Linked DNA regions of Homo sapiens: region 2 is linked to region 1. A link is a loop called in an ENCODE intact Hi-C map of the cell type or tissue named here. Cell type or tissue: IMR-90. All regions are shown on one strand. Links, peaks and the distances in the headings refer to the core of each region. The heading gives the core; the rest is flanking DNA. Region 1 holds the start of LOC102723862 (a long non-coding RNA gene). Region 2 overlaps PDGFDDN (PDGFD downstream neighbor).

What was found. Peaks named below come from ENCODE experiments on the same cell type or tissue, not always from the same donor. Only the 100,000 strongest peaks of a DNase experiment are listed, where the experiment ranks them.
Region 2: a loop joins it to region 1, with 5 times the contacts of the local background. A loop is called at or near these places in 3 of 110 quality-filtered maps.

What each region holds. Positions count from the first base shown.
Region 1 is chr11:103,844,591-103,849,973 of GRCh38, forward strand. It overlaps LOC102723862 (a long non-coding RNA gene), which reads right to left and starts at 4,961. Exons shown (of 4, transcript XR_001748346.2): 1 at 4,824-4,961; 2 at 3,354-3,537. It overlaps MIR4693 (microRNA 4693), which reads left to right and starts at 5,316; the gene lies at 5,316-5,383. In IMR-90, for the core only: no CTCF peak of the experiment used is centred there; no DNase peak of the experiment used is centred there.
Region 2 is chr11:103,894,939-103,900,321 of GRCh38, forward strand. PDGFDDN (PDGFD downstream neighbor) reads right to left here. Exons shown (of 4, transcript XR_947960.3): 2 at 286-331. Among named protein-coding and RNA genes, the nearest start is that of PDGFDDN, 9.2 kb to the right of the region's middle. RefSeq lists an enhancer at 3,338-3,597. In IMR-90, for the core only: no CTCF peak of the experiment used is centred there; no DNase peak of the experiment used is centred there; H3K27ac peaks cover 175 bases.

The DNA of each region.
Region 1 (5,383 bases), core at 299-5,298:
TCTGTAAGAGACTTCCAGCAATCACCCCTACTCACCCCTAGGGCATTATATATATTATTCCTCATAATTTCCAAATACCTAACAATGATTTTATCTACAACAAAGTCTCCTATTTACTAAGTTACCTACCCATTAACTATACAGCCTTGTAATCTCCTTGCCGAGCTGAAGGGCTGCTGCATTTCTAATGGCTCACACCTGCTTTGCATTTGTTTCCAGTTTCAGATCATGTCACTCTTTCGATATTTTCCTCCAGTCACAAGGATGGCTTTCTAAGCCCAGATTTGTGAGCAAAATGTTCTTAGGCCAGTACTTCTTGAACTATAATGTGCATAATAATTACATGGAGATCTAGTTAAAATGCAAATTGTGATGCAATAGATCTAGAGTAGGGCCTGCAAGTCTGCAGTTCTAACAAGCTCTGTGGGGATGTTGATACTGCTGGTCCTCAGATGACAGTTTGAAGGGCGAGGCCCTATACTATAAGGAAGCAGGGTGCACTGTGACTGCTTACTCACTTTTTGCATTTTACAACATCAGGGAGCAGCTCAGCAAAGCGCCTCCATTGGTCCCCCAAAAGAGTCCTAGCTAGTTGTAATGTTTAATGAGTATTTAAAGACCCCAAAGTCCCCGCAAACTCATGCTGCAGTGGTTTCTGGATGCACACTGGGTCGGTTAAATCAGTGTGTATGAGGATTTTGCTAATTGCTGAGGTCAGCTCTCATACCTGTTTACAGGGAAAATGGCATGTATATTTTATAAAAGCACATTGAATTATGTATCTGCAATTACAAAAGATTAAAGAGAAAGTCAACTCCAAAGAAAATTGTTTGTTAGCTGCTAAGAATTTAGTTGACTCCTATCCTCATTCTTCATCTCTTTTATCTTTCTGGAAAACTTGCCCAGCCAACCACAAAATGACCCTGTGATAATCAGCTCTCAACAGGGCAGGGAGACAAGCATTCCCCTCTGTACAAAATACCTTTGTTGCAAAGGTATTTATTTGAAATCTGTCTTTGCTGTTTTCACGTCAACCCTGAAGTTATCTTCCAGAAGAGTGTATGTACATTTTAATCAGCATTATCTCAAGAGGAAATGCTGTACTCTAATTAATGGTTCAAGCAATTGTGCTAAGCATAACAATTGCTTGACAGTCATAGCTTGTGTTAACTGTATAATTGCTGTTTGTGCCTTGCTTATTCAAAAGTCATATTATTATTATCTCCAGATAGTCAGCATTTACTTCCAGCATTCAGAGCATAAGCAAAGTGGTGCCATACAAGTCAGCACTATTTTTTAATATGCTGCATTGCAGCATCTCAACTACCAGTGTAGGGAGGGCGTGGTCATGCCTGCTTGGTGTTTGCTCTGTGTAACAGAGATTAAGATGATGACAGGTTTCATTTTGTGATGCTTTAGAGAATTGTAACATATTAAAGGAAAAACATGGAGTGGCCAATATATTCTGTAAGACACAAGATTTGCCCTATCTCCATTCTTATTCTCTTTATATTTCAGCCTCACCTGAGATAAACTACCTATAGCGTCTACTGAATATACATGCAGAAAGAATATTGAAACATAAAACATCAGAAGGAAATATCACTTTCCAGTGTTGTACTCAGCCCTATTGGAACTTGAGGCAAAAGGTTATTCAGTAACACTGACACTGTCTTTAAAATTGTGACTCCTTCCTCCCTTCCTTCCTTCCGCCCTCCCTCCCTTCCTCCCTTCCTTCCTCCCTCCCTCCTTCCCTCCTTCCCTCCCTCTCTCTCTTTCTTTCCTTCTTTCTTTTTTCTTTCTCTTTCTTTCTTTTTCTTTCTCTTTCTTTCTTCTTTCTTCCTTTTTCTTTCTCTTTCTTTCTTCTTTCTTTCTCTTTCCCTTTCTTTCTTTCCTTCCTTCCTTCCTTCTTTCTTTCTTTCTTTCTTGACACACTTTCACTCTGTTGCCCAGGCTGGAGTGCAGTGACCTGATTTCAGCTCACTGCAAGCTCCGCCTCTCAGGTTCAAGCCATTCTACTGCCTCAGCCTCCCGAGTAGCTGGGATTACAGGTGCATGCCACCACACCCAGCTAATTTTTGTATATTTATTAAATATGGGGGTTTTGCCGTGTTGGCCAGGCTGGTCTTGAACTCCTGACCTAAAGTGATCCGCCCACCTCAGCCTCCCAAAGTGCTGGGATTACAGGCAGGAGCAAGCACGCCTAGCCTGTGATATTCTTCTATGGATTTTGGTTTTTTAAAAATCACATTAAAATATTGTCTTGATCATTGAGTTTTTCCCCCTTAAATTTTGTGCTCAAGATGAGTGCCTCACCTGATTCTTGGCCTTGTCATGAGAGAGGTGATAATCTATTTAACAGCCAAGAAAAGAAGACTTCTGAAGAAAAGGCTGAGTTAATGTCACTATGTATTGGGAAAAAAGAGAAAAACCGACAGGTTGGGTTTCCATGAGTTGGAAATCAAAGCTAATAGGATGTGGATGTTTGTGCTGATTCTTGCAGCTGCAGTGAGCAGAGGAAATGTTCTGAGCACTTTCTCAAAAGGTTCTTCAGTATTTTAACTTAAAATCATCTTACAAAAGAAAAGCCTTTGTTGTGTTTATTTGGGGTCTATTTCATTTAATAGGTCTTCTGTATAGTGATTTGTAACTTTTATCAAAGTTGAACTTTTAATGCACATGTTACTTTCAGACCAAAGTCTTTATCCTGGAAGATGTAGCCTCTTTTTTCATTTTTATCTTGAAATGCCCCTTGGCACAAGCTTAGTTAGGAAGTTGAGTTCAGTGGAGAAAGGACGTATAGTTGATATTATACTGGTAAGCCAAGCTCTAAGTTCACCAAGTCTGTTTTTTTCATGTTAAATTGCAGGAGTAGTATTTGCCACATATACCTTATTGGATTGTTTTCAAAGTAATGCACAGGAAGTTGCTTTGTAAAAAATGACCACCATATTCATTATTATGAGTTGACTATGAATTTACTAAAGAGTACCTAGAAAGCGCTCATCTAGATTAGTCTATATGTAGTAAATTGTAATTAAGGAATACATACAGTTGCAATAAATGTGTATGATTTTATGTACCATCTCTCACTATCTTCTAGTATAGCTAATTCATATCTGGCATCAGTTTAGTGACCAAGACACCCTCTCCCTTTGCTTGGATTATTGCAATGCCTTCCTGCCTGGTCTGCCTGGATCCACCCTTGATATAAACAGCCCCAGCCACTCACCCCCAACCCCACTCCTGCTTACATATATTCTCAACCTAGCCACCAAATTATTTTTTTAATATAAGTCAAGTCATATTACTCTTCTGCCCAACCACCCCCAATGGTTTTCCTTCTCACTAACCATAAAAACCAAACGTCTTATAATGGGCTCTAAGACCCTTCAGAATTTTGCCTTCATCACGTCTCCATATTTATCTTCCATCATTGACTTGTTTCCTACATTCCTGCCACATCGGACTCTTCATTATTTCTTGTCCTGGCCTCCCCTTGAGCAAATTAAATTCTCAAAGCTTCAGCTTCCTTATCTGTAAAATAGGCATAAAAATAGTAATAACTATAGAGGACTTTTTTTTTCAGGATTAAATTAGTTAAAATGCTTAGAACAATATTTATACCTAGTGTTAAAATGTCAATATTATATTATCATAAGTTTTATTACCCTCATCTGATTTTTTGTAAAGTCTCTAATGATTTGACTCCTGAATTGACAATAATCTCTGAAAACTGTCAGAGGCGTTTGAACCAGAGCAACTCCATCTTGAATAGAAGCTGGTTAAATATGGTTGAAACCTACTGGGTTGCATTCCCAGATGGTTAAGGCATTCTAAGTCACAGGATGAGATAGGAGGTCGGCACAAGATAAAGGTCATAAAGACCTTGCTGATAAAACAGATTGCAGTAAAGGAGATGGCTAAAACCCACCAAAACCAAGATGGCAATGAAAGTGTCCTCTGGTCGTCCTCACTGCTACACTCCCACCAGCGTCATGACAGTTTACAAATGCCATGGCAAGTTACCCTATATGGCCTAAAAAGGGAGGGCATCAATAATCCATCCCTTGTTTAGCATATCATCAAGAAATAACCATAAAAATGGGCAACCAGCAGCCGTCGTGGATGCAGTCTATGGAGTAGCCATTCTTTTATTTCTTTACTTTCTTAAGAAACTTGCTTTCACTTTACTCTATGGACTCGCCCTGAACTCTTTCTTGTGAGAGATCCAAGAACCTTCTCTTGGGGTCTGGATCCTGGATTGGGACCCCTTTCCTGTAGCTGAACGGTCACATTACTTTGTTGCTTATTCATATGTTTAAGCATCTTTAAGATCCTCACTGCAGCGAAATAAAGCTCAGAACTTCAAACACTATAAGTATTCCCAGGCCCTTGCTGCTATGTCTTAGATATTTACAGCTTCCCCTGAATTCTTTTTTCTTTATCCTTTGTTTTGGGGAAGGTTGTTTTATGTTTTTCTATTCTCACTTATATTATTTCTCTCCATTTCAGTTTAATATTATTTTTCATTTTTCCTTAATATTCATAATTCAGTTTTCCCCCACACTTGGCACCCTACCCTCTACCCTCTGTCTTCAATTCTTTCCACAATTTTCGCTCCTTCCCTTTTTGCTGTCTCAAGTGAGAACATAGGCACATTTATTTAACCCCACTGGAAATCCTGTGTTTTTGTAGGAAAAGACTTGCTTTCTTGGCAGTGCTAAAAATAAAGTAATTACTGAAGGAATGCATGATGGGGCCAGTTAGTAACCTGATAAATGGAACTTGGATACAAAGCAGAGATGAATAAAAAGACTCACCTGGTCCAGGATACTGGCTTAAAATGAGCCCTGCAGCAAGGCTGACTTGATTATGAGCTCCAAACCAGGAGGCTTTTCTTTCCTCAGTCTAGGAGGCAGGAGTAAGCCTGACAGTGGCAAGAAAGTATCCTCAAGAGTGGGCTAGGGAGGGATGGGGTAAGTTGTGCTGGTAAGGACACCGTGGGAGCAGTGAGCCAGTACATTCCATTCTTACATTTTTTGGCTTTAAAAAACGGAAGGACAGAGCTATATTACTCCATTTCTATTTTGTGAAAAAGTGTAAGCTTAATAATTTTAAAACTCAAGGCTACGTTTGATTTTTCCAAAGCACAATTAAATAAAAAATAGCTCCCTCAGTGGCTCATACCTATAAGAAGCCAAATGGTTTGGATAAAAATACTATTCCCAAGTCACCAGCATCAGCCTGTATAAATAAAATTATTAGGACAGGCAAAGCAATTCAGAGGAAAGAGCATCGCTTGGGGGTAAAATGTTTAAAGAATACTGTGAATTTCACTGTCACAAATTCAAATAAAGTGAGAGTGGAATTCACAGTATTT
Region 2 (5,383 bases), core at 333-5,332, 50 kb after region 1:
CCCAAAACCTTAGAGTCATCTTTGATTCCATCCTGTCTCTCCCATCCTGCCTATCCGTAAACAAAATTTGGCAGTTCTATTTTTAAAAATATGTCTAGGATTTGGTCACTTGTTACCTTCCCTGCTGCTACTACAGTGTTCCCAGCCACTATCATCTCTTGACAGCATTACTGTTGCAATAACCACCTTCCAGTTTGTCTCCTAGCCTCTGCCCCTACCCACTTCAGTCTATTCTCAACATAGCCAAAGTCGTTTACATATGAGACAAATCATGTCATTCCTTACCTCAAAATCATATGGAGATTTCATGTATCAGTCAAACAACATTATGCTGCAGTATCAAAAATAGAAACAACGTTAGCTAACACCACAGATTTTTTCTTTCTTTCTCAGGCAATATGTTTAGTGTGGGTAATGAAGGGCTCTGCTAAACACAGTCACTCAGCGAACTAGGGTAGTAGAGGCTCTGCCTTGACATGTACTTCCATCCTCTCTGTAATAGGGAGAAGGGGACTAGGCAATATGCAGTGACTCTTAAAGATTTTACTCCCACCCAGACTTGACACATCTCACTTCCACTCTCATTTTAATGGCTAAAGTGAGGTACCGTGCTGTGCAACAAACCACCACAAAATATCAGTGCATGCAACAATAAGCATTTGTTTGTCATGCCTCTCCAGGCTGGCTGGGGGTCAAGTGATTTAGACTGGGCTAGACTAGGTGGTCTGCTTGAAGCTGCATGTCCTCTGGGGCAGCTCTGCTCACCATGTTTCTCATCTTTCTCCTAGATTCAACAAGCTAGCCAAGACATGTTTTTTTGGGGGTGGTGGCAGAAATTCAAGAGAGAAAGCCCCACTGGGCAAGCATATCTCAAACCCTTGCATGCATCATGTGTACTTATATCCTGTTGTCCAAAGCAAGCCCCATGGCCAAAACTACAACCAAGAGTCAGAGAACTATATTCTGTCTATAGTGAGGCCAGGCAAGGGTGTGAAAGCAAAGAAAGGGTGGAAGAATTGGAGCACTAACCCAGTCTCTCACACATAGTCACACCTAACTTTAAGGGTGCAGGAAAATATAATCCTCTATATGCATGGAAGGACAACTGAAAATATTTGTTGACCACCCCTTGAAATCTTTTGTGGTGAAAAATCAAAGTCCTTACAATGGCCTAAAAGTTTCAATAAAATATGTCTCCCATTAACTGCCTAACTTTATCTCCTACCATTCAATCTAGCTCACATCATTCCAGCCCTTTACCAAGCAAGCTTCTACCTCAGGGCTTTTGCACTTACTGCTCCCTCTGCTTGGAACACTCTCTCTTTTTTTAAATAAAGATATTTGCATGACTTTCACCTTATGTCTTTTGGGGCTTTTATTTTAGATGACCACCTTACAAAAATTGAATTATCCTCCTCTACTGATCCCCTTTCCCTGCTTTTATTTATCCATATCCTAAAAATATTTCCTTCTCACATACTATAGACATTTTACTTACTTGTATGCCTTCTGTCACTATAAGCTACACAAAGACTGGAATTCTGTTGTGTTTTGTTCACTATCCACAGCACCTATAATTGTGCCTGGCACATAGAGGAGTAGGCATTTAGTAACATTTTCGTTGAATAAATGAATACCCTGAAAATTGGTATTTTTCTCATCGGAAACAGTTATTGCCTTTATATTTTGAAAGTTGATTCTGATGCCTTCTAAATCCAATTCAGCCTATTCGGACTGGCTGGTCCCTCCACATTAACCTAGAACTTCTCATTTGGCAAAGGCACCTTTCTGGAATGAATGAGGAGATCTCAGAAAAAGACAGAATTTTATTGCTTTCACCATCCTCTAAAGTCAGTGGTTCTCACATAGGTACGAATTTTTCTCCCCAGGGGATATTTGGCAATGTAGGGAGACATTTTTTGATTGTCACTAATGAGGGGGAAAGAGTGCTACTGGCATCTAGTAAGTGAAGGCCAAGGATGCTGCTAAACATCCTGTAATGCACAGGACAGCCCCACAACAAAGACTTTTCCAGTCCAAAATGTCAACAGCTCTGAGCTTGAGAAATCTGTTCTAAGGGGAGTGCAGAGGTTCTGGTCTTGGCGGCTCTGAAAGTTGTTTCAGATAAATGTTTTATTACTATCAGTGTTACACTATAAGTACTACACAGGCAAGAAGTGAGATGGGTTTATTCATTGGTGTGTGCTGAGCACCTTGTACAGTGCCTGAAACATAATGGGGTCTCAAAAATAATTGTTGAATGCATTAATGAACAGAGATGTCCTATTAAAACACTAAATATTATGTTGCATTATGCTGATTATTAAGCCTTGCTTCACTTCCTTTACTCTATTTTAAGATCTGATTTAGACCTATAATAGTCACGGCCCTGTGGCTTTCAGTCTGTTTTTAATTTCTACGAGAACAGAGAGGAAAATCATATGAGTCTCAGTCTTGTGCAAAGGCTCATATATTCCACTAAAATGTCTGCAGGAGAAAAAAATGTTTCCTCCTATGGATAAAACAGGAAATGAGTTTGGTTCTTGTAGAAACTAATGTGGTGAACTTGAGGTATTGGAATTTAGAGAATTATTTTTAGTTTGTTTTTGAATCCATTTTGGGGTAAATAGTTGACCAAAATATTTCCTTTTTTTGTTTGTTTCTTCTTCTTTTTTTTTTTTAACTAATATACTTGCTGATTTCGTCTGGACTTTTTTTCATTGCAGGCTTTGGATGAGTGCAAGCTGTATTTCTCAGCAAAGCTAATTTGTTTACCGTTCCTTGTCAGGGTTTTCTGTAACTGTCAAGTGTCTTCATTTAGCCATGTTTGTACATGTGTGTATATAGGGACAGGCAAATTGTAACATAAGCCTTCAGTTTTTATTTATGTAATGAACAAGATTATATTTAGTGTTCAGATAAGGTTTAAATGGGGGTTTCAGTTAATACCCAAAGTTATTTATTCCTATGTGTCAAGGGCAATCTTTCCCAGGAGACCCAGAAATTAACTCTTTTTTTTTTTCTTTAAGAAAAAACCCAACCCTAGAACCTAGGATTTAGTAAAACACAGTGAAAGTCTGAAGAAAACTATGGATTCTCCTGTTCCTCAACTCTTTTCCTATCACTGTCTTCCCAATTAGCAAAAGACTCCAACAATCAATCACCTAGGAGTCTGGCCCAGATCCATGGAGACGTTCCTGATTCCTCTCTTTCCCTCACACTCCACATTTAAAGCTTTGCTTTTCAAATATGTTCTGAAACTACCTGCTTCTCACTTCCTCCACTGCTGACTCTCAGATGAACCCTGCTCTCCCTCCTGAGCCTATAAATGGTGTCTCAGCTTTTACTCTTGCTCTCCTGCAGGCCATTCTCTACACCAGGGATCTTGTACCAACTTGTCATATGACTTATTTTCCCTGCTCAAAACTCTCTAAGGACTTACTGACACATTTAGAATCCAAACTCCTTACCATGACTGCTAAGATCCCATATGAACTGGCACTGCCTAATTCTTTCACTTTTTGTCTTTCACTGAGTTCCTTGCCCCTTCCACCCTAGCCGTCTTGCTGTTCCTCACACTATCCGAAGCTTGTTTCGAATTCGGGGCCTTTGCACTTGCTGTTCCTTTTGCCTGGAGTGCTCTTCTTCAAGATATTTCTGCCTATAGTTTCCTCACTTCCTTTAGGTCTCAGCAAAAATGTTGCCTCCTCAGAGAGGCCTTCTGTCACCTATTACCATAGCATGGTCTAGATGCTCTCAGGAGACCCCAAAACCTGTGAAACTAACTTGTGCTTGCAGCTGTGCTTGCTTACAGATAAGAAAGCAGAATGCCAGAAACTGCGAGTTAGCCACAAGACCAACTAAGTGCAGAAGTGCTGCCTTGACTTGAACTCTTGCATAGGTGCACTGAACTCATTTCTTGCTTCATTACCATACTAAAATCTCCACCCAGCAGGGAGAAATGTACCTTGTTAGGCACAAAAGGTGCTGGGTGCAAACAAAAAGACATGACTGCACACACTCTTTTCCCTCCTGGAAGAGCCCACGTTTTTCCAGGAATCCCTGCCCCAGTCTCCACCTACCTGTCCTGGGAGCCCTTTAAATCTCCCTCTACTTGACTTCCAGGGAGATGGTGCTTTGAGCACGAGCTCCCCTCCCCTTCATCATTCTTTGATCACGAGTAAAGTTTCTGTTCTGCTTTACTTAACCTGGTCTGGTTCTATTGGCACAAATGACACTGGGCAGGGAAAGAACCCATTAGGATCCAATAACCTCCTGGGAGGGTCAGTAACACTTCCTTTGCTCTTCTAACTTGCTTTGTTTCTCTTACCGCCCTTATCATTATATGAAATTATATATGTGTTTATTTCCTGTGTCTATCTTGATGCAAATTTTATGAAGGCAAAAACATCGTGCTGTTCATTATCTTGTTCTTTGTCCCTAGTGCCTAGAATTATGCTTACAACGTAGTAGATGCCCAATTTCTGTCAATTAAATGAATAAAGCTTGACCAGAATGTTCAATGATGACCTCAGGGTCCATGCTTGGAACTGCCCTGTAGATGAGAAGGCTTCTTAGAGCAAATTCTTTAGTTCTGCCTCCTATGCAATGGCTTACACAGATGGTATTATAATATGATTAAGGATGTGGGTTACAGAGGAGTTATCTGGAGTTTACTACCTATTGACTTACTTTGGAGAAATCTCTGTCTTCATTTTTTTATACTTATGAAGCACAATAAATATCATTACATTGTTTCTAATAAAAAGCTTTACTATCCCAGCACTTTGGGAGGCTGAGGCAGGCAGATCACGAGGTCAGGAGATCAAGACCTTCCTGGCTAACATGGTGAAACCCCATCTCTACTAAAAATACAAAAAATTAGCTGGGCATGGTGGCCTGCACCTGTAGTCCCAGCTACTTGGGAGGCTGAGGCAGGAGAATGGCGTGAACCCGCAAGGTGGAGCTTGCAGTGAGCCAAGATCGCACAACTGAACTCCAGCCTGGGCGACAGAGTGAGACTCCGTCTCAAAAAAAAAAAAAAAAAGCTTTAGTATATATTAATGTATTTCATTTTCATAAAAGTCATGTATTAGAGGGTTATTATGAAAATTAAATATATGTGAGCTTCAGAAAAATTCCTGGCACATTGTAAAATGGGCACTACTATTACAGTCCATTTCCATTATTCACACCTTCTGTATTTGCATATTTACCTACTCAAAATTTATGTGTATCCCCCAAATCCATGTGCGTGGTTTCTCGTAGTCATTTGAAGACATGAGCTGATATGGTTTGGCTCTGTGTCCCCACCAAAACCTCATCTTGTAGCTCCCATAATTCCCACGTGTTGAGGGAGGGACCTGGTGGGAGATGACTGATT